Regions from separate parts of the Homo sapiens genome. Here region 2 is linked to region 1. Evidence: chromatin contacts called from ENCODE Hi-C or POLR2A ChIA-PET data. All regions are on one chromosome and are shown on one strand. Each heading gives the region's core, a stretch centred on a gene start or an enhancer-like site at or near the end of the contact. The rest is flanking DNA. Distances are from core to core; before and after follow the strand shown.

Region 1 (3,621 bases), core at 847-3,346:
AGTCTGAAAAATAAGCTGCTGCTTCTACCAAATAAAGCTAACGTTTATCATAAGGCAACATCTACAAATAATTCTTTATTACATTCAAACAGGAGACAGCAATCTAAATTATACAAAATGTCTAACCCAAAAAATCATGAATTAAGCTTTTTGTACTTACTTGAGTAGGGCTGCATCTGGTTTCTGGGAAATTCACCACACAAAAAGCAAAATAACGGAGACAATCTTTGAAGGTCAGACTCAACAAGAGTTAAAAGCTATTGAGCGTCTCTATTTTGCCCCTCCCCCAAAGGTCCTCCCCCTCAATTCGGCTCTCAAAGGATAGCACCACCATGTGAAATGTCCTCCTCCCCATCTGAATCTGCTGAAATCCTACTCATCCTTAAAGGTTTCACTTAAATGCCGAGGCTTCCATGCATTCCTCCCTCAATTTAGAATTAATCTCTCTTCTTCGCTCTCCTATTCTATACCTCAACATTTTACTATATAGTTCACTGTATTACACTTACCTACATTCACTAACCCCCCGCACCGCACCCCCAAAAAAACCACCCCGAGGAGGAAAGGAATTTAAGGTGCTGTTAAACACCTCTATGCCAGGCAAGGTGCTACGCATTTTGCATACATTATCTCATTTAATCTACATGAAAAACATCTGGGGAGGTAAACAGGTGGTGTTATTCCCATTTTACTGATAGGGAACGTACTGCAGAGTTCAATAGCTTATCCAACTCACATTGCAAGCCAATTCCAGGGCGTACGGTTTCCCCCACTCCGAAGAGCTCTTTCCACCACCCCATGCTTGTTCACCTGGTGTCACCCAGCCTAACTGACAGAGTAGGTATTCCATAAATGTTTGCTGAATTTAATATCCCCATGGACTGACTCTTTAATAATCCGATCACGCCTCATCCCTAACCCGTTACCTTTACTGTTCCTTAACGGTGGACTTTACCTACATAAGCAGCTCTCCACATTTCCCTGAGAAATGCTGCAGACAACATCAACCCTTATTGGAAGATTGAGTGAAGAACTTTTCCATTCTCCCGGATTTCCCCAACGGATCTTCCCAAAGAATTTAAGAAATGCACACACGCAAGACACATGTAACACTTACACCCTCCCTCAAGGCTCTTATTTCATATTAAACCATGTCTTCGAGCTTGTAAGCAATAAGGTTTATGCGGTTTCCAGCTCACACAGTGGGGACACCCTAAGTCACTGCCTTAAGAAAACCACATCTTTCAACCTGTCTTAACACGAAGGCATCCTAATACTATCACACTGCCCCCTCCCTCCGTCCACCCCCCCCCCCCCCCCATGAATTGCAGTTTGGATTTCCGGCGGGAATGTATAATACAGACCGCAAGAGGAGACGCGGTTAAAAAGCAATGAAGCAATTACTTATCCTGTTTAATTAGAAAGAAGACACAGAAGGAGCCCCGCCTTTCAAAATCTCTGCACTGAACTCATCTATGAAAGATGGGGGCATCGAAACCCAAGCAACCCGACATCCAGTAGCTGGTTTCTGCAGCTGGGCGGGGGAAAGTCCTTTCCTCCCTGCGGTCCCGGGCCACCAGCCCCCGGTGCTGGGTCGGAGAAGCCTAACCGCACCCTCCCAGGCGGCCCCTTATCTCATTGTCTCCCTCCGTCGCGGTCCCCAGGGGCGCAGGGTGCAGTCCAGGCCCCACCGACCTCCATCCACCAGCCGGGAGCGGTCCAGCCAGCCCCGGCCCGATCCCCAACCTGGCAACGACCCCGCCCCAGGCTGCCGCCGACCGTACCGCACCCGGATGGCGGGGCCGGGCGCCGGGAAAATGGAGGCGGGAGCGGCAGGAGCGCCTCACGGCCCCGCGCCCAGCCGGCTCCCTACCCCCTGGCCCCGAGGGCGAGGCTAACCACTCACCGCGGCAGTCGGTCGGCCTTCCCGCGGCCCCGGGCAAGGAAACCGCCGCTCGCGCTCCTCCAGCCGCTGCCTCCGCCTCCTCCCCAGGCGCGGCGCTCCCTCGCCAGAGACGCAGCGACTGCCAGCAGCTCCCGCGCCGCGCGCTCAGTGACTGACTGACTGACTGACTGACTGACTGACTGACTGACTGGCGGGCGGCGGCGGGAGCGGGGGCGGGGCGGCCGCAGCGCCCCGCGGCGGCGGCGGCGGCGGCGGAGCCGAGTGTGCTCGCGTCCAGCCGAGACGCAGAAGGCGGGGTTGAGGGCCGGACTGCCGACTGTAGGGCCGACTCGCGCGGGACCGCGCGCCGCCCCCGCCCGCCGCCAACCACTCACTTCCGGCGCAGGCCGCCGCGCCCGCCGCCCTTCCCTAGCCCGCGCCCCGCGCCGGCCCTCCGCCCTCCCTTCAGGCGCCCGGCCGCGCCCGGCCGCACTCAACCGCGGCTCCGCTCGTGCCTCGCCTTTCCTCCGCAAGTCCCTGTGAGCCGCCTACAGGAACGAGTGAATCAGAGAATGAATGAGTGGGGAGGAAAATCCCAGTGCTGCCCCACCCCCTGCTCGCCTTTCATAGGAAGCCGGCCCAGCAGCCTCTGTCCTAGCGCCCTGGGAGGCACAGCAGCCTCCAGCAGTTCTGTCAGGGAGCTGTACGCATCCACCTTTATACGCTGTCCGTGTATTCAGAGACTCCAGAAACGCATCCGGGGTTGGCTCGGTCACTTACAGGACCATTGTCGTTGAGATCTGTGAGGCCCTTCTTTAGGAAATCCCATTTTGGCCAAAAAGTCTCTGCAGTTTCATGGAATGTATTGGGAAACTTAGGAACGGGACATTTCGATGACCTTTACTTTTTAAACTTCGAAATCTGTTAATCCTGCCTCCTTAATTTCTGTCCCCCCACCCCATCGGAATTGTGTAGTAGTAAGGTGTCGGCATTTTTCCTTATCGCTAAGCTCAGCTGCTGCCTCTTTAGATGCAGGCTTGACTTCGGCAGACTTTTAGATTTTAAGTATGTCCTTATTTTGACCTTCACCTAAAGTTGATCAAAGAAAGGAACAAATGGAACTAAGTTATGTTTGCTTGGCTACATGCAAAGCAAGTTTGTTGACAGCATTAAAACAATTGAGAAATTGGGAGTGTGACCTGAAATTGGTTGCAATGAACATTGCTTTTTCATGTCTTCCCATCTGCTTGCTAAGAATTTATTTAAATTTTCACAAAGCATTGACTGTACATTCCTGAAATCCTAGCTCCCTCTCTAAGAATGAGAGTGTTCATTTCTCTGTCCTGGGGCCAAATCCTGGTTTGGTTAATTACATTCTTACTTCCTGATATTCTTGAGGACTTTCAAGTGGTTTCAGTCTTTTTTGTACAATCTGTTCCAAACTGGTACACAATCTGTTTCAAATTGGTATTTAGAACCATACAATACAGATACTGGCTGCCTTTCACACTTGAGATATCTGTACTTTTGAAACATAACTGCCCTTTTGTATTTTAAGTTCAGTAGGTATGTCAATATTCTTGTATAGAATAATACTATCTCTTGACTGGATTAAGAAAATGTGGCACATATACACCACGGAATACTATGCAGCCATAAAAAAGGTTGAGTTAATGTCCTTTGTAGGGACATGGATGAAGCTGGAAACCATCATTCTCAGCAAACTATCGCAAGGA
Region 2 (3,742 bases), core at 547-3,046, 210 kb before region 1:
AGCTCCTCACACTGAAGTTTGAGAACCACTACTACAGAAGATGGTTAAAGTGCTTAAGAATAAAACTAGTTGGACTAGACCAACATTTTCAATATCCTTTAATTTAGGTTCCACAGTGAAAACTCATACATTCTGCTAATGTATGTATCATGAAGCCAATATAACATTAGGGTTTGCTCCAGATATTTGTAATGATATGGTATTAAAGTGATTTTTTTTTTTTTTGAGACGGAGTCTCGCTCTGTCGCCCAGGCTGGAGTGCAGTGGCACGATCTCCGCTCACTGCAAGCTCTTCTCCCAGGATGACGCCATTCTTCTGCCTCAGCTTCCCGAGTAGCTGGGACTACAGGCGCCCGCCACCATGCCCAGCTAATTTTTTTATTTTTATTTTTAGTAGAGACGGGTTTTCACTGTGTTAGCCAGGATGGTCTCGATCTCCTGACCTCGTGATCCGCCCGCCTCGGCCTCCCAAAGTGCTGGGATTACAGGCGTGAACCACCGCGCCCGTCCTAAAGTGATTTTTTTTTGAAAGTATAAGTTTCCTCATCATCTGAATGAAAAAAATTCACTGTAGGAGGGCCAAGAGATCACCAGATTAAGAAAAGTGTTGAAACAATGGATCTTGTTCTAACTACACAAGTCTAAGATGGTACTGCCTGGAATCAACTTTGATTTTCCACAGCACAAATAAAGGTCATGGCTTCATATCTCAGCAATGGTCAGGAGTTTTAGTTTTTCCAGATTACATTGTGTGGGGTAGTCTGATTTAGGAAAACAAGACACAGTATCTGGAGAATAAAAACAGAATTATAACTCTGCAAGAGGAAAATTATCTGCCTTGAATTTTTGTAGCACTTAATGTTTTTTCAAGGTATTTTCACAATAAACGTTGATTTTATCTATGTAACAGCCCTGTGAAGAAGGCAATTACTACTAGCAAAATCGTTTTCAAAATTTTAAATACTGAATCCATGAATAGGAAAAAGGACAGCGAAGTTGATAGCATTAGAGAAATGACAGAAAAGGTTATGAGTGAGGAAGCGAATCATAGAAATGGCAAACATAAAAAGCTGAGGCCCACGGCACCGCAAACCAGGAGAGAAAGGGGCTAATCTGGCAGGGGAGAACAGCGTTAGTGGGGAAGTGCAAAGAGGCAGGGGCGCAGGAAAGCTGGGGTTAGGAAACTGCAATTCACTGCAACAAAGAGGATGAGGTCAAATCTGAGAAAAATGAAGTCAGGTGGCATTGAAAGCTGCGTGGAAGTTTTATTCCTGCCCTGTTGAGGTGTGATCTTTCACAGAGGAGGGTCCCAAGAGTGGAGGCTGTGCCCTCCTTCGGCCTCCCGTCAGCAGCAGAGGGAGAAAAGCCTCGAGAAGTTCCCTAGGCCGATGACCTCCATGGGGACGGAGCCGAGATGAGTCCCGGAGGGAGCCGGCAGGAAGCCAGCTGAGCAGGGTGGTGTGTTCCCGCCGGGCTAACAAAGGCCGCCGGGAGGTGGGGGCTTCTCCAGCCGCTCCAGCGGCGGGCGGGCGGCGGAAGGGTTAACTGCACCACCAACTCCCGCGCGCATCCCGGCCCCTACCCCCGCCGTCGCTAGGAGACGCCGGAAGTGGGGGAGGGGCCGGCGGCGCGGGCGAGGGTGGGAATCTTTTTCGGGCTCCCGGGGGCGGAGGGAAGGGAGCGCGCGTGCGCGCGCCCGGCCGGCCGTCGCCGCGGTGACCGTCCTCGGAGTCCGTCGGCTCGCGCCCCGCCCCCGTCGCCCCCTCCCCTGTCGCGCGCTGGGGCTGTTTCTCGCTCCTTCCGAGTTACCGCCGCCGTCGCCGCCGCTCCTCCTCTCCCGGTCCTGGGTTTCCTTGGCGCTGCGGCCGCCGCTCCCTCTGCGACCTGTATGAGGAGGAGGAGGAGGAGGATGTGAAGATGGCGGAGCTGCAGATGCTGCTGGAAGAGGAAATCCCGGGGGGCCGCCGGGCCCTCTTCGACAGCTACACAAATCTGGAACGGGTGGCCGATTACTGCGAGAACAACTACATACAGGTGCGAAGCATCCCCAGCTGGGCCGCGTCGGGGACCCCCCCGCCGGGGGCCGCGCGCCTCGGGGCGTGGGGCCGAGGCCGCCTCGGGGACACGGCCCAGCGGAGCCCCCGATGGGGGTGGGGAGCTGGGTGAGGGCTGGGGCTGGTGAATGGGTGGGAATTCTCCGGCTGGAGAAACTGCATTTTAAAAACCTTTAAAAAAGCGGTGAAGCAGTTCTCGGCGTGGTGCGTGTGTCGCGTCCCGCCTCCTCGCCGCTCCCGCCCTCGGCCGCCCCCGCACTCCGCGCCGGTCAGCGTTCCGGATGGCGGAGGGGGCGGAGAGTGGCATTTTCTGTTTGACGGAATCCTGCTCCCCACCTTAGGGTAGGGGTGTCGCGGGTGTTGACGGGTTACCTCCATCCCCCAAATTCTGGATGATTTTTAAGGGGTTATCTTGCTGCAGAGTGAAGTGCTTCAGGCTTCAGTTTTCTGTTCCTGTGAATGCTTCAGAAACCCTTTCTTAATATTTTATGTTCTAAAGGGGATACGGTAGAAGAGCAGCAGTTTCTTGTTGGAAGTTAATGCCATTTTTTTCCCTATGGAGAAGGATGATGAGCTGATTCCCCCCTCCCTCCTAGTTCTGTTAGAATAGGCAGTTTTCCTGGGGGTGGGAGGAGGACAGACTATGACTGTTTCTTAGAGAGAATTGGGAAGATGAACCTCCTGGTTTAATTTTTTTTTTTTTTTTTTTTTTTTACCGTGATGGATCGTTTGGCTCAAGGGCTGATAGTGGTAGGGGCGTGTGTATGGAGGCGGGGGATACCGGATGGTATGAGATCCAGCTGCTCCTGGATGAAGCAAAATATTCTGTGGATTAAAAAAATCCTTCTTTAAAAATTACTTGAAAGGATAGCAGGTTAAAAGGCACAGTTTGCAAAATCTAAAATCTTTTGCTTTTTTTTTTATGGTTATTTTGAATTATGGGTTCTGCCTCCATTTTTTTTCTTTCCCGTTTAAATTCTCTTGGGATAAAGATGGAAATGGAAGCAATATGTTAAACTGTTTCTTCACAGTCTTTTTTTTTTTCCTTTTTTCTTGCTCCCACCTCCATCTCTCCAGGGATCCTTCTTTTTTCTTTTCTTTTTGAGACACAACCTCGTTCTGTAGTCCAGGTTGGAGTGCAGTGGCGCGATCTCGGCTCACTGAAACCTCGGCCTCCTAGGTTTGAGCAATTCTCATGCTTCAGCTTCCCGAGTAGCTGGGACTACAGGCGCCCGCCACCACAGCCGGCTAATTTTTGTATTTTTAGTAAAGATGGGGTTTCACCATGTTGACCAGACTGGTCTCGAACTCCTGACTTCAAGTCATCCACCCACCTCGGCCTCCCAAAGTGCTGGGATTATAGGCGTGAGGCACCTTTCTTAACATTAGCTATATAGGAAAGCATTTTCATGTCTTAGTGTAAATTTTAAAAAACAGGTGTTACAATTTTATAGGTTCATAAATTTTGTAATGGCCACATTGTTGATCGCGGAAGTGAGATTTTGTTTGATTAGACATACTGTTATCTTGTAGACAACATTTGTATTTGAGAATGACCCGAACCACTGTATAAACCTGTTCCTTCGAAAGAGGCAGTTGACTATGGCTACTAGGAAAGGAATGTAGGCAAGATTAATACAAAAAAATACAAATGTCCACTTGTAATGTACTTTGCTGATACAAGTGGG

Evidence for each region. Hi-C counts contacts between places; a loop is a spot of excess contacts on that map. ChIA-PET counts read pairs that join two places held with the same protein, here RNA polymerase II (POLR2A). Pooled maps may share reads with other maps.
Region 2: a loop to region 1 is called in a map of chondrocyte, with 5 times the contacts of the local background. The contact joins the promoter of ABI2 here to the promoter of RAPH1 in region 1. A Hi-C loop is called at or near these places in 2 of 168 maps with a recorded cell type or tissue (Right ventricle myocardium inferior and chondrocyte) and 19 of 50 pooled maps. POLR2A ChIA-PET finds 5 or more read pairs at or near these places in 1 of 52 experiments (WTC11).

What each region holds. Positions count from the first base shown.
Region 1 is chr2:203,533,205-203,536,825 of GRCh38, forward strand. It overlaps RAPH1 (Ras association (RalGDS/AF-6) and pleckstrin homology domains 1), which reads right to left and starts at 2,097. Exons shown (of 14, transcript NM_213589.3): 1 at 1,907-2,097. RefSeq lists silencers at 1,866-1,965, 2,036-2,125, 2,176-2,245.
Region 2 is chr2:203,326,598-203,330,339 of GRCh38, forward strand. ABI2 (abl interactor 2) reads left to right here and starts at 1,797. Exons shown (of 12, transcript NM_001375670.1): 1 at 1,797-2,034. The coding sequence starts at 1,918. RefSeq lists an enhancer at 684-1,654 and silencers at 1,456-1,795, 1,552-1,739, 2,016-2,365.